Linked DNA regions of Mus musculus: all the other regions are linked to region 1. Evidence: chromatin loops called from intact Hi-C (ENCODE). Cell type or tissue: heart. All regions are shown on one strand. Region 1 holds the start of Stk3 (serine/threonine kinase 3). Region 2 overlaps Stk3 (serine/threonine kinase 3). Region 3 overlaps Stk3 (serine/threonine kinase 3). Region 4 overlaps Stk3 (serine/threonine kinase 3). Region 5 overlaps Stk3 (serine/threonine kinase 3). Region 6 holds the start of Vps13b (vacuolar protein sorting 13B). Region 7 overlaps Stk3 (serine/threonine kinase 3).

What was found. Hi-C counts contacts between places; a loop is a spot of excess contacts. Peaks named below come from ENCODE experiments on the same cell type or tissue, not always from the same donor. Only the 100,000 strongest peaks of a DNase experiment are listed, where the experiment ranks them.
Region 2: it touches region 1 in a loop (2.1-fold over the local background); 5 of 42 quality-filtered maps call a loop at or near these places.
Region 3: it touches region 1 in a loop (2.8-fold over the local background); 5 of 42 quality-filtered maps call a loop at or near these places.
Region 4: a loop joins it to region 1, with 2.1 times the contacts of the local background. A loop is called at or near these places in 2 of 42 quality-filtered maps.
Region 5: it touches region 1 in a loop (2.0-fold over the local background); 2 of 42 quality-filtered maps call a loop at or near these places.
Region 6: a loop joins it to region 1, with 10 times the contacts of the local background. A loop is called at or near these places in 2 of 42 quality-filtered maps.
Region 7: a loop joins it to region 1, with 2.2 times the contacts of the local background. A loop is called at or near these places in 2 of 42 quality-filtered maps.

Annotation. Positions count from the first base shown.
Region 1 is chr15:35,153,573-35,157,572 of GRCm38, forward strand. Stk3 (serine/threonine kinase 3) reads right to left here and starts at 2,234. Exons shown (of 11, transcript NM_019635.2): 1 at 1,955-2,234. The coding sequence starts at 1,980. In heart, no CTCF peak of the experiment used is centred here; a DNase peak (open chromatin) is centred at 2,259; H3K4me3 peaks cover 2,131 bases; H3K27ac peaks cover 1,412 bases.
Region 2 is chr15:35,080,669-35,084,668 of GRCm38, forward strand. The region is part of intron 4 of Stk3 (serine/threonine kinase 3); the gene reads right to left. Among named protein-coding and RNA genes, the nearest start is that of Stk3, 73 kb to the right of the region's middle. In heart, no CTCF peak of the experiment used is centred here; no DNase peak of the experiment used is centred here.
Region 3 is chr15:35,075,373-35,079,372 of GRCm38, forward strand. All of the region lies in intron 4 of Stk3 (serine/threonine kinase 3), which reads right to left. Among named protein-coding and RNA genes, the nearest start is that of Stk3, 78 kb to the right of the region's middle. In heart, no CTCF peak of the experiment used is centred here; no DNase peak of the experiment used is centred here.
Region 4 is chr15:34,889,999-34,893,998 of GRCm38, forward strand. The region is part of intron 10 of Stk3 (serine/threonine kinase 3); the gene reads right to left. Among named protein-coding and RNA genes, the nearest start is that of Gm52204, 18 kb to the right of the region's middle. In heart, a CTCF peak has its summit at 1,615 (motif pointing left); a DNase peak (open chromatin) is centred at 813.
Region 5 is chr15:34,966,899-34,970,898 of GRCm38, forward strand. All of the region lies in intron 8 of Stk3 (serine/threonine kinase 3), which reads right to left. Among named protein-coding and RNA genes, the nearest start is that of Gm52204, 59 kb to the left of the region's middle. In heart, a CTCF peak has its summit at 1,864 (motif pointing right); no DNase peak of the experiment used is centred here; H3K27ac peaks cover 478 bases.
Region 6 is chr15:35,369,689-35,373,688 of GRCm38, forward strand. Vps13b (vacuolar protein sorting 13B) reads left to right here and starts at 1,430. Exons shown (of 62, transcript NM_177151.4): 1 at 1,430-2,089; 2 at 2,245-2,419. The coding sequence starts at 2,273. It overlaps LOC115488525 (a long non-coding RNA gene), which reads right to left. Exons shown (of 2, transcript XR_003951638.1): 1 at 3,007-4,000; 2 at 540-2,472. In heart, no CTCF peak of the experiment used is centred here; DNase peaks (open chromatin) are centred at 1,513 and 2,023; H3K4me3 peaks cover 1,962 bases; H3K27ac peaks cover 1,523 bases.
Region 7 is chr15:34,972,596-34,976,595 of GRCm38, forward strand. The region is part of intron 8 of Stk3 (serine/threonine kinase 3); the gene reads right to left. Among named protein-coding and RNA genes, the nearest start is that of Gm52204, 64 kb to the left of the region's middle. In heart, no CTCF peak of the experiment used is centred here; no DNase peak of the experiment used is centred here.

The DNA of each region.
Region 1 (4,000 bases):
TACTGCATAGAGTTGTTGTGAGGATAAACACTATTAATTTGGAAATGCTATAAAATAAAACACTGAGATACTAAGATATAAAAGATTAGCAGTCTGTATCTTTTGCTTATTGCAAATGTCTTCTTGTTGGGACACCAAGATAACGCACTAGATAAAGACACCGGCCACCAAGCCAGATCACCTGAGTTTAAGCCCCAGAACTCAGTGAAAGGAGAGAAACAACTCCTGTAAGCTGTGCTGACTTACACACACGTCATGGCCTGGGTTTACAGAAACACACACACATGAGGTGGAGGGCAGGGATACCAAATCAACAAAATGGAATTTTAAAAACAATCCCTTCCTGCACAGGAACTATATCCTAGTCCCAACTATTCCTGAGTCAAAGGCAGAAGGAGCTCTTAAACCCAGGCACTCAAGCCACACTGCACAACATATGAGGGGAAAAACAAAAGAACTAAAAGAATTGCATTTCTAGATTAAAATGAGTCTTTGAAGAAATGGAAATTTAAAATGTAAAGTTTTATGTGCAAGCATGGCTTTGTAAAGTATAAGTCACGATGGAATTGTCACCCACAACTTCTGATTGTCCAGGTTCACTAATGTCAAGTGCAGGCATTTTCTTACAGCTATAATGAAACTGATAATTTACAGTACAGCCAACCAGCACAGATCTTTTATTTCAATTCAGTCATTCCAGCTGGCCTATGCCATAGTCTCAAAGATCTCCCCTTTACTGCCCTTCCAAAACAGAAAGAAAAAAAAGTTTCAGGTTTTCTTCTGTTATTGTGGGGAAGGCGAGTATCCAGGGACTACCAGAGGAAAGACACCAATAACATGCTAGAATCTAACAACTGACTTGCTTCCAGGGCCCAGAAGGATAGCCTGTCCCTTCTGGGAAACTGTCCACATCCTCCCCTTTTTTGCATCTGAACAGATGGTTTCCAGAAACCAAGGCTCACATGTCTAATCACACAATTCACAACGGTTCTCAAAGTGCCTACCTTTTTAACGATTCCACCTCATGAGTCTAACACCTTACATCTAAATATCTCTAGATATTAGAGCACATGAAGACTTTAATCTTCACTATAGCACTCTCTTAGACAGTTTTGTAAATTATAAATGAAAGTGAGGTTAAATGTTTTACCCAGCGTCAAACAATTATTTTATTCATTCATGGAGAACAGGGAGAAGACATTATGAACGTTTATCAATGGACATTTAGTTTCCTAAGATGATTGAAATGATTAGTTCAAACATATTGTACACAGATGCATCCAATATGTCCATGATTAAACATAAACAATATATAGCATACCAAAGTATCACTGTTTTTATGTGCAAAACTATATGGGGGAGAGGTTCTAAGTTAACATTCCATCTATCTTGGATCCATAAATTCTTTAGAACTTTGGGGGGAGGGGGGAAACACCTGTCATTGCTGCACATCCATAATGTTTTACATTCTGCGTGGCTATTAATATACTTAATTCCTTAAACTGTAAATAAGCGATCTGTCTTCACAAAGTGAATGGTTATATTATTAAGAAGACTTGATCGAGAGAGAGAGAGAGAGAGAGAGAGAGAGAGAGAGTGTGAGAGAGAGAGAGAGAGAGAGAGAGAGAGAGAATAAGAGAAGCGTGCATTGATGTCCTTATCTCCAGGTTTCTGGAATTTACTACTCAAACCCTCCTAGCCACCAGAAGGGCCGGGAACCCAGCGAGGGCCACTCAATTTGCGGCGCACCAGGCCCTCAAGACGTCGGCACGGAGACTCGGCGTCCCCTCTGGGTCCCTGGCCTCGCAGAGGGACGGAGCCGAACGGTGGGCGCCTGGACCAGGCTGCGCTCAGCGCCGAGCAGGCGGGGACAGGGTCGCGGCGGCAGGCCGGGCCTAGTAGCCCCCGCCCCGCGCCGCTGCTTCCGTCCTCATCCCGCTCCCGCCGTCGTTACCTCTTGGACGCCGGCGGCTGCTCCATGGCGGCCGGTGGCAGAAAGAAGGGCCGAATGGACCGTGAAGGCCGTAGGGAGGAAAGGAGCCCGGGAGCAGCCGGCCGAACGCAAGGGATCACACCGGGAAACTCGAACCAACTTTCACGTAACTCCGCGGCGGATCTCCCTCCCGCTCCTCAACGCGGTTCCTCCCGGCCGCCCCGCCCCGCCCCTCGGCCGTGGCCTGCAGCTCCGAGCTGGTGGGAAGAGGCCGGCGCAGCGAGGGTGGGCGGGACGGAGCGCGGACAGGGAGGGTGGGCGGAGCGTGTCCCGGGAAAGTGGGCGGAACCTAGCGCGGTCCAGAAGAGTGGGCGGGCCCTAGCTCAGCCAGGGATAGTGAACAGGATGCGCCCTGGAAGGCGGGCGGGCCTTAGCAGGGCTAGGGAGGGTGGGCGGAGCGCAGCCCGGGAAGGGTGGGCGGGTCCAAGCGCTGGTGAGAGTAGTGGAGAAAGGCCACCAAAAGGAGTGCCCAGCTCAGAAAGAAGATGTCTTGCTACCAGAGTGAGACTTTGGCAACCCAAAAGCTACTGTGCTGGTGGAGGGGTGCTAGTCCACTAGAGATTTGACTCATTTCTCAGGATTCCCCAAGAATACATGCCAATCATCTTGTAAATCTGTTTGAAGTAAAACTGCCCTCACTTCCCTCTCTTGTCCTGTTTATAATTATTAGTTATTATTAGCTACGTTCCCCTGCCCCCCAAGCCAATTGGCATTTGTAACTATAGTAGTTGGGATACTTCTGGAAATTCTGGTTGATTTTGATTGTATACAAGCATAATAATTACAGTCCAATGACAGAAAATATTTACTGCAGTGATCTCTTGGTGCACAAATTTAGAACACCAGAGTCTTGCTGGATGCCCTGTTGGGTAACATGGAAAGCCCATGACTAGTTATAGTGCTTGGAAAAAGATACTAAAGGAATATCTTTCTTTTTTTCTTGGGTCCCCGACCCCGACAGCCCTAACCCCCATTGAACTTGACCCCTTACACATTCATTTGTCTACTATTTAACCATAAAATACACACACACATCTTCTCACAACTATACAAATGAGTTTGCTTATTTTTTTTTCTAGAATATTCTTTAAAACGAATTGGGCAAAGTTTTCTTAGAGGTTGGAGCCATGTGTATGAAGTCAATATTAGTCAAAATGAGTATCAACTGAAACTAAATAAGACACACACCTTGATATCTATTTCATCTACTCAGGACAATAGGAACAATAACAAAAACTAAGTGATTAAAATGTCAATACTGGGCCATGAGGGGGTTCTGTAAGCAAAGGCACTTGCCACACAATCCTGATGAGTCTACAAGTGTAAAGAGAGAACAGACTTTACAAAGTTGTCCTTGGCTTACACACACACACACCCTTGCCACATCTCTCTCACACATGCACACACTTCCACACCCTCATCATGCACACACACAGTAATGCCAGCCTTTATATATATGAGTATGCTGTAATTTTCCTCAGACATACCAGAAGACGGCATCAGATCCCACTACAAATGGTTGTGAGCCGCATGTGGTTGCTGGGAATTGAACTCACATCCTCTGGAACAGAAGTCAGTGCTCTTAACCATTGAACCCCAGTACCAGCTTTTAAAATGTCAGTACTGGGAATCACCACTGAAACTCTCCTGCCCACCTCGCATTCTCCTAACTTCCACATCAACCTCATTTTTTTCCTGTTTCAGCAGAAAGCATCTTGAGAAGTTCATCTCATGATTTTTTTTCAATTTATCAAACATTAAGATGGGCTCAGTTTATCATCCTTTACAATGGGTTCCTTGTCTTAGCAACTTTATCCTCCAGGAAGTCATCCCAGTCCAGCCAAGCACAGCAGTCAGTGGTGTTGGCGGCATATGCTTATGATTGGTGCTCTGTGCTGAACATTTTCTTCTCAGGCAGTCATCCAACCTAAATGTGAGTCATCTGAGAGCCAACCCATAGCATCCTCTCTCTCTGCTTGTCACCTAAGCAACAGCCTGACACATCCA
Region 2 (4,000 bases), 73 kb before region 1:
CCTGGCAAATTTAAAAAGAATTTCATTGTACAAAAACAAAAAGATGGTTTTGATAGGCTTTAGTCCTCTGGTTACTTTTGTTTCTGGAGTCATATGATTAGTATAATAATATGATACATTTAATATGTCACCATGTATATGGTTTTGATAAAAAATGCACCCACCAACTTGTCTCAAGGGCAAATGCATAAATGATTTTAAAATAAACAGAAATCCTTAATGCTTTTAGTCAGTAAAAGCCAATGCAAGTGAAGTTTTTAACTTTATACAAAGCTAGGAATTTCCATTTCTAAAAATGAGTCAAAGTTAACTCATCTTCATTTAATCATCGATCCATATGAAACACTGTATCAATTACTTATTACTTATGTACTTATTACTGTTAGCTCACAAGGATACTACAAGTCATTGTGGTAGTGAAATCTAAAATTTTATTACAAACTATCATACTAAGTTTTACTCACAACACGATTCTGCATAGGATCTTTTTAAAAATATATGTGTGTGTATGTGTGTGTGAGTGTGTGAATGCATGTATGTGTATAGGAGTTAACATAGGTCAAAGTATTGGATCCCCTGGAAGTGAAATTATAGAGAGTTGTGAACAGCCATGTGTACTGAGAACTGAGCTCAGGCCCTCTGCAAGAACAAATGCTCTTAGCTGCTTTAGCCAACATTCTAGTCCCCTTGCATAAGATCTTTAAAACTGACCAAGAGCTAGCAAGATGGGTAAAGCCCCTTGTTGCACAAGCCTGAGTCTGATGCCCAGAACCCGTGGTGGAAGGCAAGAACCATCTGACAAGTTATCCTCTGACCGCCATATGCTTACGGCTGAACATCACCTCGACTCACTACACACCATACACAAACACATATGTCATTAAACAAACAGGTCAGAATGCAATAATATAATCTTTAAGAGGCCTTGAATGGCACTGGCTCCAAATGGCCGACTTCTGGCATTGATCTCACTACACTGTTGTCCCATCCAGGGAAGCTTCACAGCTGACATAACTAACCTGACACTTGAAGAGTGGACAAAGTTTATCAAGTGACCAAGGAGAGGAAAAAATACTATTGAATGCAAGGGTGACTGGCATAAAAACATATAAAGCCACCAGCCTAAGTGCCATCCACAGCATCAAAAGTTTTAAAGTGTGGTACCATAAAGGTGAAAAAAAAAGTCGGTTACAAAAAGCAGACAAAAACCAAAAACAATAGAACTGTAGGTCATCACAGCAGGCAAACTAAGACATAAAGACATTTACTGCATGTTTCCTCTAATTCCAAAAAGTGAAAATTAAAAAGAGATGCCAGGAGCTGGGAAGATGGCTCATGAGTAAAGGCACTGGCCACTGGGCCTGGAGCTTTGAGTCTAGTCCTCTGAGCCCACATGGTATTATAATGGAGGAAGAAAAACTGATTCCCCAAAGCTGTCCTCTGACTGCCACAGCATGGCATGCATACACACAGACGCATAAAACAAACATTTTAAATAAAGAAACATAATGTGATTAAAGTGCATTATGTGTACGTATGAAAATACCCCAATGACAGTCATTATCTTCTAATCTACACAAAACAGTAACACACCCACGTGCATATACGTGCACACACACACCTGTGCGCACACACACATGCACATACATGTATAGTTCAGTATCAGCAACTAGTGTTTTGAGTTTTGTCTTTTTCTGAAATATATAGCACATGGGAAAACATAACAAATGGGAAGGCAGATGTTTCACATCCTAACAAATGCTCTTTGGAGTACAAGAACCAAAAGAAATAATAGTTTATAGTAACAGTAAAAGTTGCTGCAGTAAAAGCAGCTTAAATTCTGAGGGAGAGTTCCATAGTGCAATTAACAGTAAACACCTTTAGCAAAATTAGGAAAACTTGAGAAGCAGAAATATACCAGTTGAGTCAATACTAAAGCCCATCTGTCTGCTTCCACAACTGAAACTGTTATACCCAAGCCATAAAAATAGTTCATGAAACCACCTCAGACACATCTAGAAAACTGAACATACCAACTGGGGATGGAGCTAAAACAGAGACTAACATGCACAAGGCTGTGGGTTTGTTTCCTGACACTGGAGGGGAGAACTGGGAGAAATGATGCCTAACGACTCAAGAAGTCCCACTTCTCTGAACGGAGTCAATGACCATTAAAAATAACAAACAAAGCAATACACATGTACAATAGTTTTGGAGCTTTAATTTTATTGGTCAAAAACCAGAACAGGAACTAATTTTATCCAAGAGAATGGAAAATATATAATCATTCCATTACACTCTGTGTGTGTTGTCATTATTTTCCATTTGTTTTAAAGCTATGACTTACAAAACCCAAAACTCAATCTTGACTCCAGGGGGACACAAATAAAAAGAAAGGTATCACTCTCTATACAAAACGCGCACTCTACCATGATTTAATATGAAATGCCCAAAAGGACTTGTACTGAAGGCTTGGTGCACAGCTGGGGTTACTACCTAGAGGTCACTAGATCCTCAGTCTGTCCAGCAGTAGGCTGGACAGACTGATGGTGGAATGGGCTATTAGATGGTGTGGCAGCTGTGGGGCAGGACTTGGAGGGACATGTGATGCCCTGCTCTTCCGTTCATCCATCTGTCTGTCCATCCAACTATAGCCTTGAGATGAGCAGCTTTGCTCCCCACAGCCTCCTATTATGATCCTCTGCCTTGTCACAGCAAAGCAAGCAAGGGATCCAGCTGAACTCCATGTACCAAATTAGCCTTCCTGCTTTAACTTCTGGTGTTCTAGAACCATGATGAAAAGCTAACATTCTCCTCAACCCCTAGTACACAAATGAACTCATTGCAGTGCCTCTGATTAAGAAAACTGCTATAAACAGAGAGGCTGGGAAGCACAAATACAACACTGGACTTTAATGCCATGAGTAGACTCTCCAGAAGAATTCACTTACTACTGAATAGGAGCAACTGGCTCTTTGTGAAATATCAACCTTCCTCTATTGTAAGGGAAGAAGTTAGGAGCGCAACCTCTTTGACAATCAGCGTCACCAGGCACTTCTATCAAAATTTAGCTTTCATTATGGAAGCTATTTTTGAGGGGCTTTTAAAATTTTTTTAATTCTTAGTGTATTTTAGGGAACGTTTTGTTTTGAAACTATGCAAAAAAAAAAAAAAAAAAAAAAAAGTTCTTTTTGGCCAGTCTAGCACACTGAGCTTCTACTAACACATTCTGATCCCCTTATAAGGCAGTCACTTTGCCATCTGCAGTCCATCATAGCCACAAGGTAAGTCAGCTACCACATCACAGTCCAAATGCTCACAGTGACTGCCCATTCTGAAGCACTGAGGGGCAGGACCATCATTCTTTACCACTGGATCTCTAACTGACAGCTAGAAGCCAGGCTGTTGGCAGCCATCTTGTAACTGTGGACAAAGACTTGGGCAAAGCTGACATTAATATGGAGGTATCACAACAAACTCTACTCATTCTTTCAACCCTAAGTCAAGTCACATACAGTACTAATTTTACAAAGAATTAGCACTTGCACTTAGGAGACAGTGACAGGTAGATCTCCCACAGTTCAAGATCAGTCTAGTCTAGATTACGAGCTCTAGGCCAGCCAGGTCTCTGTAGTAGACTCTGCCTTTGAATGAATGAATGAATGAATGAAGTGGTTCTCTATAACTTACAGTTACAGACCAACAGTTCAAACTGACATAGTACCTAGAAGCTAGCATGAAAGCGAGGAGAAGACCCTAGAAAAGAGGTTTGTGTGTATAAAGAACTAACTCCAGAAATGCTAATGGTTATTGTGAATCTATAATAATATAAAAGTTCTGAACTGACTCCAATTTTCTGCCTCTAACCAAAAAGAATGTAATATTTGGGGCTAGTGAAAGTATAATAAAACTGTCTTTTATAAGATGCATGAGGATTCTTTAAAGTCTCTTTTTGGCCACTTTGTCTATTCTGGCCAAACTACATGTTTACTTCAAATGA
Region 3 (4,000 bases), 78 kb before region 1:
TGGCAACAGAAATGTACCGATTGCCACATTCACACTTCCTGCCTAGAAGCCCATGCTACACAAAGCAATCTACAGATTCAGTGTAATCTCAAGCAAAATCTCAGAGACATTAATGGAGAAACAAAGAAAATAATCTTAAACTTAATGGAGCCAAACTGGGTGATGGTTCCCACCTGTCAGCTCACAACTAAGGGGCTGAGGTGGGGTTGGCAGACCTTCAAACCCACCTGGACCAGCATGGGTGACAAAGAACAGTCTGAACAAAACAGAAGATTATAGTTTTTATCTGAAGTCTTACTATTTACTGTCGTAAGGAAGGGCATACAGGTGACTGGAATAGAATGCTGATCCCAGAAACAGCCCATGTTTAGCTAGTCACATGATCCCAACAAGGTTATCAAAACCATTTAATGGGGAAAAGAAGAATCTTTTCTAACACTGTATCAAAATATTAACCCAAATGTATTAAAGATTTAAATGTAAGACTAAATGCAAACAACTATTAGAAAAGAGAGACAGAGGAAGCTGGCAATTGGCAATGATTTTTCTGGATATAATTAAAAGGACACAAGTGCAAAAGAAAATACAATATTTTTTTAATCTCTGTATTAAGAGAGTTAAACTCCGTCCCCAAAATAGGAAAATGCAAGTATTTTTGTGATCAAACAATAATTTCCAAACTTTACAGAAAACTCCTAAAAGACAACAACAAAAGAAAAAATTAGAAATAGACAAAGGGCCAGAATAGGTACTTCCTTAAAGATAAACAGACTCCAGTTAAGGAGATGCTCAGCAGGTCAGTTAAGGAGATGCTCGGAAGGTCAGAACACGGAAGTCTCACATCCCGAGATTGACCTCGATTCAAATAAAAAGGCAGATTCAGGAGTATCCATTTCTGATCTTAGCATTCCTACAGGGAGGTGGGAGGTGGGAGACCAGGAATGAGCCAGAAGTTTCCAGGTCAGCAGGTCTGGAGTACACAGTGCAGCAAACACAAGAGGTACAGCCTCAGCAAGGTAAGACAGAACCAACTTACACAAACTGCATTCTGAGCGCCACAGTCACCAACACATCACAACCCCGTGAAGTATGCACATGCATGTACATGAAATAATAAAGGATAATAATTTAAAGGATATACAATGGCTATTAATCACATGAAAGATCTTCAAAATGCTAATTATGAAAATTAAAAGACTAGAGGAGAGCCACCACAATGAGATGCAACTTCAGTTTATTTTTATAGGATTATTGTTAATTGTCCAAAGTAAAAAATGTTAACAACGATGGAAGAAATTGAAACCTTTGTGTGCTATTAGAGGGAAGGAGAATAGTAAGGCTGCTTTGGAAAACAATATGGCAATTCCTAAAAAAAATTAAAGTTACTTTTTCAATCTAGGGATTCCACTTCTCAGAAATCAAGATCCTTGGCTGTTTTCATGACAACATTATTCGCATAACTAGAAGGAATGCAAAGCTCAAGGTCCAGTGACAGACTCATGGACAAGCAAAAGGGTGCTAATGTGTATGTGTTGGCTTCCTGCCCTAGAACAAAATAACTGAGAAATTTAACACAGAATGAGAAAGGTACAGGCCAAGACCAACAGCAGCAAGCCAAGAGACTGTGCTAGGACAACAAAATGATGACATCATAAGCCAGGCATAAAGGAAGAACGAGGACCACAAGGGCTCAAAATGCCTAACGACCTATTGACCTCAAGGCCCTACCTCACCACCTTCTGTAACACCACCCACAGGCCTGAGTCATTAATTCATCGACCAGAAGGCTGCTTATCCAAACCATGACAACAGATATTACTGTGTCGTACAAGGAAGAAACCTCTGTGATTCACTGCAAGGTTTTGCTTTTGTCTGCTTGCAATGAGATCATTGATCTATGCCCATGGCTCTTCTACCCTTCTACATGAATGGTTTGCAGTCACACTCAGAAAATAAGAGATAAGAGTCTCATTTGTGTCTGCTCTCTATAAACTCTAGATCATGGCCCCAAGTGGAGTAGCATAACTCACTGTGAAATTATGGAAGAAGAGCACAGAAGGAGTAGGAGGGAAAAGAGGGAGAGTAAGAGATGTGTAACTCAATGTGGCAGAAAACATGACAATGCAAAAGATTTCTGGCCTCCACTGGCACATGTGCACTTGCATATTCTCCCCCTCCAATATAATTAAAACACTGATGGTCTACCTGCATTGGGTGCCGACCTAATAAAGGTAGAGTGGGTAGACCCCTGAAACTATCTTCATTATTGTCCAGTCAGTAAGAACTTCCTCACACTCCTCTACGAGTCACACTGTTCCTCTTCATTTCATATCATCCTCTAATCAAATACAATACAGTTTCTAACCCCTCAGCGTCTAGACATAAGCAGGGCTTGATTTTAGACTGTGTGACAGAGTATTATTTTAACAACTCACTTGAGTGTTGACAATCAAAAGAATATTTGAATAAAGTTAATGGTATGTTCCCAAAGGAGACTGTTATAGAACAATGAAAACCCACGCAACAATGTAATTCACAAAGCTGAATGAAGAAGTCCAAATGGTGAGCCAAAGAAGTCTATGAATCTGCACATAAAGCATAAAGAAATCAAACCCTGGCTGCATGGTCAGCAGCACGTACCCTAGTCCAGTGGAAACGGTGTCATCTGATGGTGTCCATATGTTTCCAAACTTGCATCCTGAATATCTGAATGTGTCATGAGCTTTGAACCTAAGATATACTGTGGTTTCTGCCTCTTTACTACATTTTAATAAAAGAGGTTTGGGTTTGGTTGGGTTGGGTTTGGTTGTTGTTTGTTTGTTTTTTGTTGTTTTTAACATAAACAACCTCTGTTACTCAGGAGTCTTTCATCATTTTGCTAGAAGTTTCAGAATACAAAATGGAAATAAATGGTGAATTTGTACAATTCTAGACAGGGAAGCATTCTTTACACTTAGTAGTTTTCGTGTCAACTTCTCAGACTTCCCACATTATGTTTGCTTTAAAAAAAAAAAAAAGCTCAACATCCTGAAAGGAAATGTGTGCCCCTCCCTTTGTCTACCAGAGACAATGTAGGCCAAGGCATTAGCATTGTACCCCAGGAATGCTAGGAAAGGAAAAGGGCTGAAAGATGGTTCTATCCAGAAAGGAGACTTATCTCCCAAGAAGATATCTCACACAGTGCTGACAACTGACATGAGCGCCTAGGAGCCTAGACAATGGCAGATCATGGGAAGACCACGCCTTGACCAATTCTACTTAGTTAAGCAAACATCTTGCCTATATTTAAGTTCCTGAGCCTCTTTCTTTGTTCCTCTTCCTCTGCATCTGCAGTGAAGGCACCTCCTCTCTCTGATTCTCACTGTTAGCTGTGTCTTAATCAGTCTACTGAGAGCAAGTGGCCAAGCTTAGGTTTTTATCCTAACAACCTCAGTAACATTACATTTTAGTATATTTTTAAATAAAATATCTAAAAGTATAAGGGTCACTAAGTGTCTGCCAGTCCATTCTTGTGTACATACATACATGAGTTGGGCACAAGCAAAGGTCTCTGTCTGGCATCTTCCATAAAGAAGCTGGTGTGCCACATTTCAACAGCAAAAGCTGCTTTACTTTTGATTGCAATTGCCAAAAGTTCCTACGCCCCTCCCCCAAAAATAATCATTTTAAGCTGGGGTTGGTAGTGTAAAACTCAATCCCAGCATTCAGGAGACAGAGGAATGTGGATTTTGGTGAGCTCAAGGCTAGCCTGGTCTACAAAGTGAATTCCAGGACAGCCAGGCCTGTTATATGAAGAAAACCCATATCAAAAACAAACAAACAGAAAAAAATTATTGTAAACACTTTCCACAATAGGGGCATGACATTATCTTAATTTTTGATTTTACATTATTAAATAAAAGTTACATCAGACCATTATTTTAGACTGAGCTCCTATACTAGTCACCAAGAACACAGATTAAAACCCAAATGGAGTCAGTATAATAAAATCCAAGTCACA
Region 4 (4,000 bases), 260 kb before region 1:
AGAGTGCATCGAATCTCACTTTGCATCTACACACTGCCCTGCCAGGAGACTGTGGTCGTGAGTGGAAACTTGGGGATCAGAATGTGAGCTCTGGTTTGAATAATACACATTAATATGAAGTAGTTTTACTAGTAAATCTTTACATTTTATTTTACAGGATGAAATTTCAGCTTACTCTTTAAAAAGTCCATTTTAATAAGGATTAAGGGGAAATGCATCTGTAATTAGGAAGCAAATGAGAGCCATGCTGTTGGGTTATCTCTGCTGGAATAATAATAACGCAGCTATGCAATACAGAAGTCAACGTGCTCCTGAGGAACTTTCCATGTACAAGTGGCTGGAATATTTTGTTGTTTAAGGAATCGTCTACGCACTGTTTTGTATTCTCAGATAACACTATGTGATCCCCAGTCCCGAGTGATACAGCAGACCAAGCCCTACGTGCCTAACACCTGGAATGAACAGAAGCAGTGAGCAAGAATAGTGTAAAAAAGATGTTCCTTGCCTTTTTTATTTCAGAAGAGGTACAAAACCAAAATAGACAAAATTAAATTTGCTAAGAAACTATTGTTAAACAGAATCATATTCCTTAAAGCCGGTTCACACACACTGCCCTCTCTGGCTATCAGTGTTCTCTTTCAGTTCCACTGGCCCATTTTCTATTAGGGACATTCACACGAGAAAACTTTATCAGCTCCTTCTCTTTTGCCAGAGTGTGTCATGTGTGAGAGGCCCCGAGGCCCACCATCATCAAGCACAGTCTCTGTATCCTCAGCACCTCACTGAAGCCCAGCTGCAGTGCTGACAGGCATGGCTCTGGCTATTGCTTTCTTCCTGCAGATGTGTTAACTGCCTCATTTCATCATCCTCACTACAAAGCCTGCTGCCAGACTGTCCTCTTTCTCACAGTCCACAATGGCTGTCATGTCAGCAGCTGCACCAGGCTATGCTGCTCAAAAAAGGAAGCACTCTTAAATATGAAGGCATCTGTGGGTTTTGTTAACTACCTTCCAATTTTTCAGTCACCCCAAACTGTTTTTCACTGATCTTTTTGCATTCTAAATTATAACAATACCAAACAGGGCACGTGACTCTGCCAGGATGATGGCAGTGGATTTTTCTCTTTCCCTGGGAAATCTCTGCTCTGATCATTCAAATGAGACACTGTTTAGTGGCTCCTAAAGGAGTGGGCTTCTTAGCTAGCTTAGAGCAGAGTGAATAACCTGCTACTATTTTTCGAAAGGCTTTTAAGTCTCATTAAGAAAGTTACTACTGGAAGCCAGTAGAAAGAAGTAAAATTAAACACTCCAACATTACCTGAATTGTATGGAGTGAGTTCTGAGTGAGCAATCCTCAACAGGGTGGAGGTGAGGTCAAACACAGGAGGTGCACACATTTGTGAAGGATGGATACCTCCAGCTGATCGCTGGCTCTTGAGTAGTTAGGAAGACGGGTCCCTTTCAGATTAATGGTTTGTGGAACCGAAGAACATGAAGCCACTGTGCTCCACAGACATGAGCAATTGTTTACTGAAGCCCCCCTCACAACGACAAGGTTTCACTCGGCCTCCATGAGAACATTATGTCTTTGGCTAGCCAGCACCCTCTGCTGCCCATAGTTGGTGCTGCACATCTTCCACCTTTAAGAGAGAAGACCTGCTTTTCTATTTTTAAATTTCACCTTTTTTTTTTTTTTAATTTAGCATTATGTGTTTTGAAACTCTTGTCTAGACCAGAAAGGAATCACCAATAGCATTGATGGGCTGTGTGTAAGGCAGTAAACTATGTATGGATAAGTTTGGCAACTAGGGACTAATAAGCTGTTTCAAGGCTTCAGTGAGAAAGTATCCCTCAGAACGTGTTGGACACTCCCTGGGGAGCCGAGTGAGTGAAAAGACCTGGACGGCATTCGGCTATTTAATGTTTTCAGGCTAGCTCTACAGGAGATATTCTTTTATATGGATTCATGTTACTATGGATATGTCTATACAATGCAGTAGTTACATGAATCAACTGCTTGCCTCCAGCAGACACTGTAATCTTACCTAAGGCAACAGTTTTGTGAAACAGTAAAATACTATAACTTTTGAAAGTTTACAGTTTTAGAAACACCAGAGTTTATTTGAACATTCAGGAGGCTGGAGAGATGGCTCAGCAACCGACACTGGCCGCTCTTCCAGGGTCCCTAGGTTCCATTTCTAGCACCCATAGGACAGATTACAACCCCTGCAACTCCAGTTCCAGAGGATCCCACATCCTCTTGTGGCCTTGATGGGCACTGCACACATATGATTTACACACAGACATGCAGGCAGAACAAGTATTTTATACATAAAATAATCTTTAAAAATGTTAACTTCTCAAGACATGTAGTTATTGAAAGGTAGCCAGAATCTGAACATAGTTAAGGTTAATAACAAAGATACACGGTTTCCACCATAGCGAATGTTTCCATTAGAGGGTTTCACAAAGGCTGTAAATTAGATTCAGTTGTTTTTTTGTTTTTTGTTTTTTTTTTCTTCAGAATGTCAATGGCTCTTAAGTCTAAACAAAATGAATCAATCCATGGCTTCTTCACATCCTAGTGTTTACTCACAGAACCACACAGCGAGGAGATGACAAGTTTATAAATACTTATTTTACAGATACTATTAATGAAGATTAGAATGATTAAGTAACTTCCAGAGATAATTCAATATCCTCAAATGTTTGATTAGATTGGGTCTGCCATCATGAGGGGAGGCAGCAGGGCTTTACTGCATAGCCTGGCATGCTCTTGAACTCAGCAATCCTCCTGTCTGAACCTCTGACTGCAGGAATTACAGGCATGAGTCCGCGTGCCTTTATGCTCTCTATGCTCTGCTCTACAAAGTAAGAGTGACTTTTTTTTTTTTTAAATAAATGCACAGAATTTTACGCTAGAAAATTCAGTTTCACTTTATTTTTGCCTTAACTACAATAAATAATTTAAAATTAATCACTATTGCTAAACTAGCAAAAACACACATAAGGATATAATAAAATCAGAATGTGAAAATTTACAGAAAACAGAGTAAGAACAAGTACATATTATAAAATCCACATTGAGTTGGCAAAATGGCCTAAACATTATAAGATTAAATCAATGACCACACAAAGCACTTAGCATTTTTATAATTCTTTAATTTTGTAAAGTGCTTTCAAAAGTTTATTATTTTTTTATAATTCCTAGGAGAGCACAGGGTGACATAATAGCCTTTTAAAAGACTGAACAAGAATGTTTCTAAAAGGACCATGAAAATAAGCCATTGCCTGGAATAAAGGAAGATATCTCGTAATTCAAATAGCAACACAAAGCTCCAAATTCCTTTTAAATATGAAGCAGTGTCACTTCCCACTGTGTCCCAGCCACATGCCTCACTGGCGTTAGCAGACGACTGCAACCTCCCTGCTTACCTGACAACTGCCTTGGTGTGCTATTCTTCAAAAACTGAAGTACATTTTTTTTCTTGTGTACCATCTAGCTCTCTATTTTATCCTTTACATCAGCAAGAAATACTTTTAGTACCTCACATTTAAAATAAACATATCAAGAAAACGGGGACTGAAGAGCTAGCTGTCTTGGGGGTCGAGAGCTGGCTGAGCTTCCAGAGGACTTGGGTCTATTTTCCAGCAACCCGTGGTTGCTCACAACTGTAGCTAAATCCTGTTCCAGGGGATCCCATGACCTCTTCTGGCTTCTATAGGCACTGAACATAAGTGGTGCATAGATACACATGCAAGCAAAAAAATTGTACATTTAAAATAATAAAATAATTTTTAAAATTTTAAGAAAAACAACTATAGGGCTGGGCGTGAGTGATGGACACCTGGAATTCTGCCCCAGGAGACTGAGATGGGAGTGTACATTCTCTCAGTCTGCATCACAATCAATCAATCAATCAATCAATCAATCCAGCAACCAGTCAATCAAATCAATCTGCCTTCAATCCCACCCACAATTTCAACTGCCACAACGCTGT
Region 5 (4,000 bases), 190 kb before region 1:
TTAAAAGAGTGCTAGGAAACTAAAGGTAAGTTGGAGAAAAAGATTGAAAAGAGGCTGGAATAAGGTCAGAATTGAGAGTCAGCCATCAGGGTAATTAACGCCCATGCAAAAGCAGGTTAAGTATTAGCAGAAATTTTACAAGCCAAATTTGAAAGAAATCATGAGGGGAAAACCAGTAATCTGAAAATCTTTTGAACAAATTTAATGATTCAAAAATAACTTCAACATGTTGGACCTAAAGAGACCAAACTGACTCTAAAAAGTGTGTGTGTGTGTGTGTACCTGCAGGATCACAGTGGGTCTGAATAAATTGAAGAAAAATAGTATAGATATTACTAGTTATTTATAAGCAAAAGTGATGTGATGGATCTTGCAACTTTAACACCCAGTGAAAGAATCAAAAACTAATTTTTTGTGTGGTAAAAGAGCTGATGACATCACCATGGCCTGTATAGTGCAAGGTCCTTGAGGTGGAGCAGTCAAAGGTCGTGGAGTATTTCCCTCCCTCGTATCTGGACAACTGATTCTGGTACTGTGATGGTTTGAATAGGAAGTGGCCCCCACTAGCTCACAGCTAGAAGCACTGTTTGGGGGAGGTTATGGAACGTTGACACAGAGAGCCTTGGTAGGATAAATCTATCATTTCCATTTCACTGTCTCTGCTTCCTGAGTGATGACATGGGAGCTGCAGCTGACTGTCCTGGTTGCCACAGCCCTGCCTATCTCGTCACTATGCTATCTCCTAGAACATGACTCACAGTAAACTTTCATTCACAGTCACTTTTTAGGTCATGGTATTTTACTGTAACAACAGAAAAGTAACTAGTTCATGGATTCATTGAATTCATTGATAATGACATACTAACATCCTATCAAAAATATGAAATTAGTTCAGCTAGAAGAGGCAAAAATTCAAAAGGTACTACTATAAATTTGCTTAAACATCCCCAGTTACTGAGGAACCACTCCAATTACTGCCCCAGAGCAAGGGGAGACTGAAGTGACGCTATGGAACAAATCAGGGAATCCCACTTAACATAAAGAAAGGACGGCATTGCCATTCATGTTACACAGAGCCTTGTCTGCTGCTTCCATGCACAGCAGGGCCACTAACAGACAGCTAAATCTGGTCTCACTAATTCGGTGTTCAGCGCACCTGTGCTTACTACTGAGAAAACAGAGACTATTCTCCTTCAAAGAGCAGTTCTTAAGCACTTTTTCTATGTCTAAGCTTGTAAAACAATATAAACAACAAACAAACAAACACTATAGCTTACAAAACAGTATAAATCCAGTCACTCAGTATTATTAAGACTTGTGGTACCTGAAACTATGCACTAAGAACCCTCTTCTCGCTGTTATTAGTAGGCGGTCCTTCTACTTCAATGCAAGCACACCAGCCCAGCAGCATATATACCTGCTGCCTTTGACACACCTGTCTTTAACAAACAGAAACTTGATGAATCCCAAACTTTTTACATGTTAGCAGGCATGTCTTAAAATTATATCAAAGCTTTCAGAAACCTCAGAAGTCATAAAAGACTTGTTCATCAGTAAAACAAGCGTAATGGTGAGAAGCCGTGTGGGCAGAACTTCAGAGGTTCATAATGCAAGATTGTACAAGTTCTTGGCATTATACTAAAAGTTTCCAAACAAGAGATTATTCCCATCCCCTATGCATGGTGCTGATGTACAACAGAATAAATTAAATGGTAAAAGTAACCCTAACTATGGCTTTTACTTTTCTCTCTCACAGCCAAAAAGCTGTCAAAAGGTTAGTAAAATATAAAAGAAGCTTACAAAATCAGATGTTTTAGAATAATAGTTTTGACGATTCTATTGCTATAAGCAATTTAGAAAATGTCCACAAGAGGGCACCACAGAAAAAAAGAATACAATTTCATTACCCAATAGGCTCATACAAAAGGTTAGTATTACATTAACTCAGTACCTTTACCAGAAATAGACGGGTAGTCATTTATAACTTCTAACCAAGACATTTAGGACTATTATCATGACTGTGATGCCATTATAATTTAATAAAAGCTATTATATTTTATAAAAACACTTTATACTTCTCAAGGAAAATAGATGTTTTCAGCATTTGGCAATTTTCAGAATAATTTAAAAATAATAGATAAAGCTAAAAAAATAGTTTAATAGTAAATATACATATGATTGTATTCTAAATGGATTTTATATGAATTAAGATATATCTTATGTCCCTAGAACAAATATTAAGAGCTAATCTGTCATGAAAAATTTCCTTTTTGATATTCCTTTGTAAAAATTTAATAATGCTTCATAGAAGAATACTACCTGCATACATTTAAAGTTGCTGCTATTAAATAATTTTAACAAATCAACTTCAGAAATATAAAGTGCAAAAGAAGCAGCTTAAATTCTAGGAAAAAGATTAATTAGGGTAACAAAAAAATAATTCTTCCAACCCAAATATTCACATTTCACTTAACCACTGCAGAAGAAAGATTTCAAATATCAACGTTCATAAATGAAGACTCAGGATGAGAATTCCTTATAGAAGATGCTCCAACCAGAGTGTTTCAGATTTTGTTAGAGTTTATAATATTTACTTAGATAGTTGGTATTTTAGAAAACTCAAATCTAAACATGGAATTTATCTATATGTAACTCCTTACAACATTACATTCAGACTTGTATTCACATGCTTTCTCCAACCCAGGTATGAAACTTTTCATTACGGAATATGCCAATACTCAAAATTCCAATTTTGGAAGGTTTTATAGAACTCAGATTCTTTTCCTGAGGAATGTTGAACATTCTGTGGTAATGATTATTTTATAGAGCTATTCTAAATGAGTAAAACGCAAATGAAATTATTATTGTTGTTGTTATTGTTAGAAATATGTATCAGTGCATTGAGACATATAGATCCTCTGTCCTTGACAAAGTTAAAATTACACAATTATAGTGAGACAAGGCTGATCCTATGCCACCATGTGCCATACCCAAACACCATTGGGAAAGAGCTGGTCTCCCAGGAGTGCTGACACACCTGTGAGCACAGATGAGACCACCACTTCTGCTCAAATTCCTGGCCAAGAGAGACCCTCCCAGAGCCATCAGGACTCAGGAACCAAAAAACAACTGGGGATAGCATCCTTTTGGTCTCGTTCTGCACCCAGGAGCTGACCCTGTGCCATAGCTCTCCATACCCAAAGTCCTCCCAGAAAGAACTGGTCTCTGAGGGGTACTGACACACAAGCTTGCAGGAGGGAAAGGCCACAGTCAGAGACAGCAAGAACAGCTAACACCAGAGATAATCAGATGGAGAGAGGCAAGACCAAGATTCCCAACTTAAAGAGCCTGTGAATATCTTCAACAAAATTATAGGAAAAAACTTCCCTAACCTAAAGAAAAAGATGACCATGAACATACAAGAAGCCTACAGAACTCCAAATAGATTGGACCAAAACAGAAATTCCCCTCATCACATAATACTCAAAACACCAAATGCACAAAACAAAGAAGAAATATTAAAAGCAGTAAAGAAAAGAGGTAGAGTAACATATAAAGGCAGACCTATCAGAATTACACCAGACTTCTCACCAGAGACTATGAAAGCTAGAAGATCCTGGACAGATAGGTGTCTTAAAGACCTTAAGAAAACATAAATGCCAGCTCAGGCTGCTATACCCATCAAAACTCTCAATTACCATAGATGGAGAAACAAAGATATTCCATGACAAAACCAAATTTACACAATATCTTTCCACAAATCCAGACCTACAAAGGATAATAGATGGAAAAAGCTAACACATGGAGGGAAGCTACACCCTAAAAAAAGCAAGAAAGTAATCTTCATTTAAAAAACCCAAAAGAAGATAGCCACATGAACATAGAAATAATGTCAAAAATAACAGGAAGTAACAATCATAACTCCTTAACATCAATGGACTTAGTTCCCCAATAAAAAGACATAGCCTAACAGACTGGATGTATAAACAGGACCCAGCTT
Region 6 (4,000 bases), 220 kb after region 1:
AATTTGCCTCATGGTCTTTCAGAAGAGACTTCAAAAATATATTGTGTTTATGTATATTGCCTTAGAAAAGATGTGAGAGGTTTGGAGAGATGGCTCAGTGGTTAAGAGCATTGACTGCTCTTCTGAAGGTCCTGAGTTCAAATCCCAGCAACCACATGGTGGCTCACAACCATCCATAATGAGACCTGCTGCCCTCTTCAGGGGTGTCTGAAGATAGCTACAGTGTACTTACATATAATAAATAAATAAATCTTAAAAAAGATGTGAGAACAGAGGATCTTTGGAGAAGCCTACTCATTTGACAAACAATAATAATACAAATGAATTAAACTTACTTTGATTATAGAACAACACTCATGGGTTGAAAATGATTAACTTTTAGTAAACAAACAAATTGTATCCAGATAATGTTTTTAGGCTAGGGATTTGGCACCTTTTTTCTGGATATAAAAGAAAAACTTCATGTTTAGCACTCTATATATTATTTTAAGCATCTGAGTAACATCCTGATAGTGTTTTATTAGATTGTCACACATGTATAGATTTATGGGAATTTTAATATTAAAACTTCTCAGCCATGGATTCAACCTAGTTGCTGTTCAAGTATTTTGGGTAACAAGAAAAATGTTTATTTTGCTAATTAGGCTTTCATAACATTCACATTACATGGTCATTTATTAAGGCTTTTGAGGAAGCAGCTGCTGTGAATTAGCAATTGCTTGCTGTTTTTTCTGCCTGCGAAATCTAATTCATTATTTTCACTATTAAAATGAACTTTGGCAGTCTCACGAATACCATTTTCTATAGCAATCTCCAATTCTCTCAAGAAATAGTATTTTTTTTTAATTTCAAAAGTTTTATGAGTGGGCATTGAATAACCTATAAAGGAAAACTATTTTCAAGACACTATGTTTTCTTCAAAAGTTACCTAAAATTAAGAGAGGCTGGTTTAAAAAAAAAAAAAAGGCAGCATATCCCATGCTATTTCTATCCACTCAGTCTATTATCTTCTAAGGTAGATGTTTGAGTTATTGCTGTTAGCCCACAAGTTACCACTACTAACATCTATACATCTATTTCATCGTAACATAATCCACACTGTCCTTACCACTTATTTCACTTTTGGCTCAGGACTCTTATTTTCACATTCTCTCAGCTTTTTGGGGACCTCCATATTAGACGGTAGGCCAGTCCTCTCCATTCCATGCACCCTATGCACACTAACTAGGGGCTATTTCACCTCTGCTTTGAGAACGAGATTATGTACAGTATGGTTTAAGCTCACTCTTTTAAGCTGTTCACCCCTGATCTCAACTGTGTACCCACGTCCACTTTCCCGGCCTTGCAAAAAAACTTCAGCAGTAAATTTAAATCTTCCGCCTTTCTTAGCTCCTCCCACCTGTCTTTGACCTCCACCCTACCGAATCCCAGTTCCTCTTTCCAGTTCTTCCAGTAGCCACGGAAAACAACCGTTTCTCAATTTTCTGGGCTTGAAGAACGAAGGCTACTTCTCCCGCCTCCACGGCACCCTGCGTTCCTGCCGCCTCCGACTACTAAGCCTCTTGGGCAGTATTGGGTCACGTCCCGGCCATCGCCGTGTCCCTGCAGCGCCACTTCCGGATCGCCGGTGCTTCCACTTTACCGGTCCGCATCCCGCACCGAGCTCTTCGTAGAGTTAATTCCTAACCCAGAGCGGTGGCAGCGGGGATCCCGGCCTAGCCAAGCCGGAGTCGTCCCAGGCAGGCAGACGCGCGGGGTCCTTGTCCCCACCGCGGAAACCTGACGGACGGCGAAGCCCGCACACCCGGAAGTGGCGCGGAACGCGTGAGGCGTTTCCGCGGCGGACGCCAGGTACCCGGAGGAAGAGCGCACGCCGCCGCTCTGTGGCGTGTTTACCTTGGAGCGGGTGCGGCGGCGGCGGCAGCAGCGGGCCTGACGCCAGCTCGGTCCTATGGCCGGAGATCCGCCTGCGTTCCGGGAGTCGACCGCCTCTGGCTGGGCTGCGCTAGGGTAGGAGTGAAGCAGGACGTGCTGTCCTCCCACGCCCGGGGGCCGGCCGCCTCCAGCCTCTCTGCCTACTCCTCGTCAGGTGAGGCGCTCAGTTAGCGGGGAGCTCGCGCCCGGACCCGGAGGGCGGGCGGGCGATCCGGGAGAGCGGCCTTGCCAAGCTTCCTGAGAAGTGCATTTCCAGTTGCTGCCTGTCGATTCAGTTACTTACAAAATTTCCGTCTTTACCCTTTTCAGGATCTGACTTCGACGCTTAAATTTGAAGATGCTGGAGTCGTACGTAACTCCAATTTTAATGAGTTATGTGAATCGCTATATCAAGAACTTAAAACCTTCAGATCTCCAGCTTTCACTATGGGGTGGGGACGTGGTTCTCAGCAAACTCGAGTTAAAGTTGGACGTTCTGGAACAGGTAAGCAGTACAGCTGCCATCGGAACATCTTCGTCTTGATAGACATAGCCTGTCTAGTATGTTTTGAATGATAATAAATTTCCTGTTAGCGTGTTTTGCCTACTGTGTAGTTAGAGACTTCATTTTATAGAAAACAAACAAACAAACAAACAAACAAATACAAGGCTTTTTGCCTCGTAAGGGCTTATTCTGTTAGGATTCCCCAACATTTTTTCAGCCGATAGAAATTTCAGCTTGTTTACTCAGTTCTCAAGCACTGCCAAATATGCACACTCTTACAATGTCATATGAAACGGGGAAACATTACATGCTTGTTCTTCTTTTGGGTCAGTGGGCGAGTGTGAAAAACAGCAAGAGCACGCACATGTAAAGTTCTGTTCCTTTTACCAGGAGAAATGACATCACTCATGGATCCTCAGATTGACTAGACACAGGTTGAGAATGATGGTAAAACTGGAAACATCTTTACTAATCACTTTTTAAGGTTTTTTCTTTTTTTTTTTTTTTTTTTTTTTTGGTTTGGCATTGGAATGATCTGATGCAAATAACTCTGACTTCAAAGTTCACATACTCAATAATTCACTTACCACATTTATCAATGACATATGCCAAGTACTTCTCATATGCTTGAGCTATGTGTATACACATTATCTGCGGGAGCGCAAGAGCCAGAGAGCAGCTGCTTTGTAGGAGAGGCTTGAGCTGATGGGGGGGATGGTTATCAATACTTTTCATGGCGTACTCTTGTTATTGGATAATCCAGACAAAGCACTAAGAAAACCAGCTTTCCCCATTTTCTGCAAACGTTATTGGATGTCTTTGATATTTTCATTTTAGTTTTTAAAAATGAGAACAAATCCTAAGTATGATTGTTGAACTTTAAGTATGGAAATACCTGTGAATTCACCATCATGATGAAGGCAGGGGTGTCTCTAGCACCCTACAAGATGTACCTGTGTGCCCACCACACCAGACTCCCAAGACACTGCTGGTCTCATTTCTGCACTTTTGTGTTACTCAGATGAAGGACTGGACTTAGCACTGCCTGCATGCTGGCCAGGCCTTCTGCTGCTGAGCCGCATGCCATAGCAGTTAGATTTTCGTGAAGGAGGTGTTTGGGTTTTAACCTATTGAGCTTCAGGTAAATAGAAGTGATTTCTGCCTAGCAGCTACTGGTGCTTTCTTCTCCCTCCTCCTCCTCTTCCTTTTCCTCTTCTTCCTCCTCCTTTTCCTCTTCCTCCTCCTCCTCCTCCTCCTGCTGCTGCTGCTGTTTTGATGAACCCATAGTGCTGAGTCAGCAGCAGCTTGTTCTTTGTGTTGCTTTTGTATTCCATTTTGTAAGATGTCACAGTTTATCTGTTCTGTCAGTAGAACTTTCACTTCTTTATATTGCTGGCTATGAACATAATGTGTCTATGAACAATCTCTTGTGTGCATATTTATATACATAAGCATTAGTTTCCCTAAAGTATATCTAGGAGGTAGGCACATGTCTGATTTCAATATGTATTGTTAATAGTTTAACAGAGTGTATTAATTTACAGTCTTACTTATGGTTTTAAATATTTCCCAATTTTTCTC
Region 7 (4,000 bases), 180 kb before region 1:
GTCCTGACAGAGGCTAACAGAATCACAGGAGGAACAAGGTCCAGCCAGAGACAGCTAGAACATCTAACACCAGAGATTTCCACATGGCGAAAGGCAAACATAAGAACCTTACTAACACCACACACCTATGGTCACTTGATCTTTGACAAGGGAGCTAAAACCATCCAGTGGAAAAAAGACAGCATTTTCAACAAATAGTGCTGGCTAAGCTGGAAGTTATCATGTAGAAGAATGAGAATTGATCCATTCCTATCTCCTTGTAAAAAGCTCAAGTCTAAGTTGATCAAAGACGTCCACATAGAACCAGAGACACTGAAATTAATAGAGGAGAAAGTGGGGAAAAGCTTCGAAGATATGGGCACAGAGGAAAAATTCCTAAACAGAACAGCAATGGCTTGTGCTATAAGATCAAGAATCAACAAATGGGACCTCATAAAATTGCAAAGCTTCTGTAAGGCAAAAGACACTGTCGATAAGACAAAAAGGCCTCTGGAAATCAGTCTGGTAGTTTCTCAGAAAATTGGACATAGTACTACCTGAAGATTCAGCAATACCTCTCCTGGGCATATATCCAGAAGATGATCCAACTTGTAATAAGGACACATGCTCCACTATGTTCATAGCAACCTTATTTATAATAGGCAGAAGCTGGAAAGAACCCAGATGTCCCTCAACAAAAATGGATACAGAAAATGTGGTACATCTACACAACGGAGTACTACTCAGCTATTAAAAGCAATAAATTTATGAAATTCTTAGGCAAATGGATGGATCTGGAGGATATCATCCTGACTGAAGTAACACAATCACAAAAGAAGTCACTAGATATGCACTCTATGATAAGTGGATATTAGCCCAGAAACTTAGAATACCCAAGATACAATTTGCAAAACATGAAATTCAAAAAGAAAGAAGACCAAAGTATGAATACTTCATTCCTTCTTAGAACAGGGAACAAAATACCCATGGAAGGAGTTACAGAGACAAAGTTCAGAGCTGAGAGGGAAGGAAGGACCATCCAGAGACTGCCCCACACGGGGATCCATCTCATAAACAGCCACCAAAAACAGACACTATTGCATATGCCAGCAAGATTTTGCTGACAGGACCCTGATATATCTGTCTCCTTTGAGGCTATGCCAGTGTCTGGCAAACACAGAAGTGGATGCTCATAGTCAACTATTGGATGGAACACAGGGTCCCCAATGGAGGAGCTAGAGAAAGTACCCAAGGATCTAAAGGGGTCTGCAACTCTAGAGGAGGGACAATAATATTAACTAACAGTACCCCCAGAGCTCGTGTCACTAGCTGCATATGTAGCAGAAGATGGCCTAGTCAGCTATCAATTGGAGGAGCGGATCTTGGTCTTGAGAAGATTATATGCCCCAGTACAGGGCAATGCCAGGGCCAAGAAGGGCGGTGGGTGGGTTGGGGAGCAGGGCAGGTGGGAGGGTATAGGGGACATTGGTATAGCATTTGAAATGTAAATGAAGAAAATGTCTAAGAAAAAAAAGAAAAGGTAGACATAACAACAGAAACTGAGGAAATTCAAAAAGTCATCACATCCACCTACAAAAGCCTACACTCAACAAAACTGGAAAAGCTGGATGAAGTGGACAATTCTCTAGACAGATGCCAAGTGCCAAAGTTAAATCAACATCAGATAAACGATCTAAACAGTCACATAACCCCTAAAGAAGTAAAAGCAGTCATTAAAAGTCTTCCAACCAGTGTGGACACTTTGCCCCTTCTTAGAATTGGGAACAAAACACCCATGGAAGGAGTTACAGAGACAAAATTTGGAGCTGAGATGAAAGGATGGACCATCTAGAGACTGCCATATCCAGGGATCCACCCCATAATCAGCATCCAAACGCTGACACCATTGCATACACTAGCAAGATTTTGCTGAAAGGACCCAGATAGAGCTGTCTCTTGTGAGACTATGCCGGTGCCTGGCAAACACAGAAGTGGATGCTCACAGTCAGCTATTGGATGGATCACAGGGCCCCCAATGGAGGAGCTAGAGAAAATACCCAAGGAGCTAAAGGGATCTGCAACCCTATAGGTGGAACAACAATATGAACTAACCAATACCCCCCCAGAGCTCGTGTCTCTAGCTGCATATGAATCAGAAGATGGCCTAGTTGGCCATCAGTGGAAAGAGAGGCCCATTGGTGGTGCAAACTTTATGTGCCTCAGTACAGGGCCAAGAAGTGGGAGTGGGTGGGTGGGGGAGCATGTGGGGAACTTTTGGGATAGCATTGGAAATGTAAATGAAATAAATACCCAATTTAAAAAAAAAAAGAAAAGTAAAACACAACTTTTTCAATCAAGGAAAAAAAAAAAGTCTTCCAACCAAAAAGAGCCCAGGACCACAAGGGTTTAGCACAGAAGTCTATCAGACCTTCAAAGAAGGCCTAATACTAATACTCTTCAAACTATTCCAAAATATAGAAACAGAAGGTACCCTACCCAATTCGTTCTATGAAGGTACAATTATGCTTATACCTAAACCACACAAAGACCCAACAAATAAAGAGAACTTCAGACCAATCTCCCTTATGAACATTGATGCAAAAATATTCAATAAAATTCTTGCCAACAGAATCCAAAAACACAACAAAATGATCATTCACCACTATCAAGTAAGCTTCATCCTAGGGATGCAGGGATGGTTCAATATACGAAAATCCATTACGGCAATCCATTATATAAACAAAGTTAAAGAAAAACTGCATGATCATTTCACTAGATGCTGAAAAAGCATTTGACAAAATTCAGCATCCCTTCATGTTAAAAGACTTGGAAAGATCAGGAATTCAAGGCCCATACCTAAACATAGTAAAAGCAATATACAGCAAACCAGTAGCCAACATCAAACTAAATGGAGAGAAGCTTGAAGCATTTCCACTAAAATCAGGGACTAGTCAAGGTTGCCTCCAATCTCTCTATCTATTCAATATAGTACTGGAAGTTCTAGCCAAAGCAATTTGACAACAAAAGGAGATCAAGGGGATACAAATTGGAAAGGAAGAAGTGAAAATATCATTATTTGTAGATGACATGATGGTATACTTAAGTGACTCTAAAAGTTCTACCAGAGTATTCCTACAGCTGATAAACAACTTCAGCAAAGTGGCTGGATATGAAATTAACTCAAACAAATCAGTACCTTTCCTATACTAAAATGATAAATGGGCTGAGAAAGAAATTAGGGAAACAACACCCTTCACAATAGTTAAAAACAATATAAAATATCTTGGTGTGACTCTAACCAAGCATGTCAAAGATCTATACAATAAGAACTTCACGTCTCTGAAGAAAGAATTCGAAGATGACCTCAGAAGATGGAAAGGTCTCTCACGCCCATGGATTGGCAAGATTAATATTATTAAAAATGGCCACCTTGTCAAAAGCAATCTACAGATTCAATGCAATCCCCATTAAAATTCCAAATCAATTCTTCATAGAGTTAGAAAGAACTATTCTCAAATTCATTTGGAATAAGAAAAAAACCAGGATTGAGAAAACTACTCTCAACAATAAAAGAACTTCTTGGGGACTCTTCACCCCTGATCTCAAGCTGTACTACAGAGCAATAAGTGATTAAAACTGCATAGTATTAGTACAGTGATAGGCAGGTAGATCAATGGAATAGACACACCTATGCTCACTTGACCTTTGACACAGGAGCTAAAACCATTCAGTGGAAAAAAGACAACATTTTCAACAAATGGTGCTGGCTCAACTGGTGGTCAGCATGTAGAAGAACACAAATTGATTCATTCTTATCTCCCTGTACAAAGCTCAATTCCAAGTGGATCAAGGACCTTCATATAGAACCAGATACCCGGAAACAAAGAAAAGAGTGGGGAAGAACCTTGAACACATAGGCACAGGGGAAAACAGAACTGAACAGAACACCAGTGGCTTATCTCTAAGATCAAGAATGGACAAATGGAACCTCATAAAATTGCAAAGCTTCTATAAGGCAAAA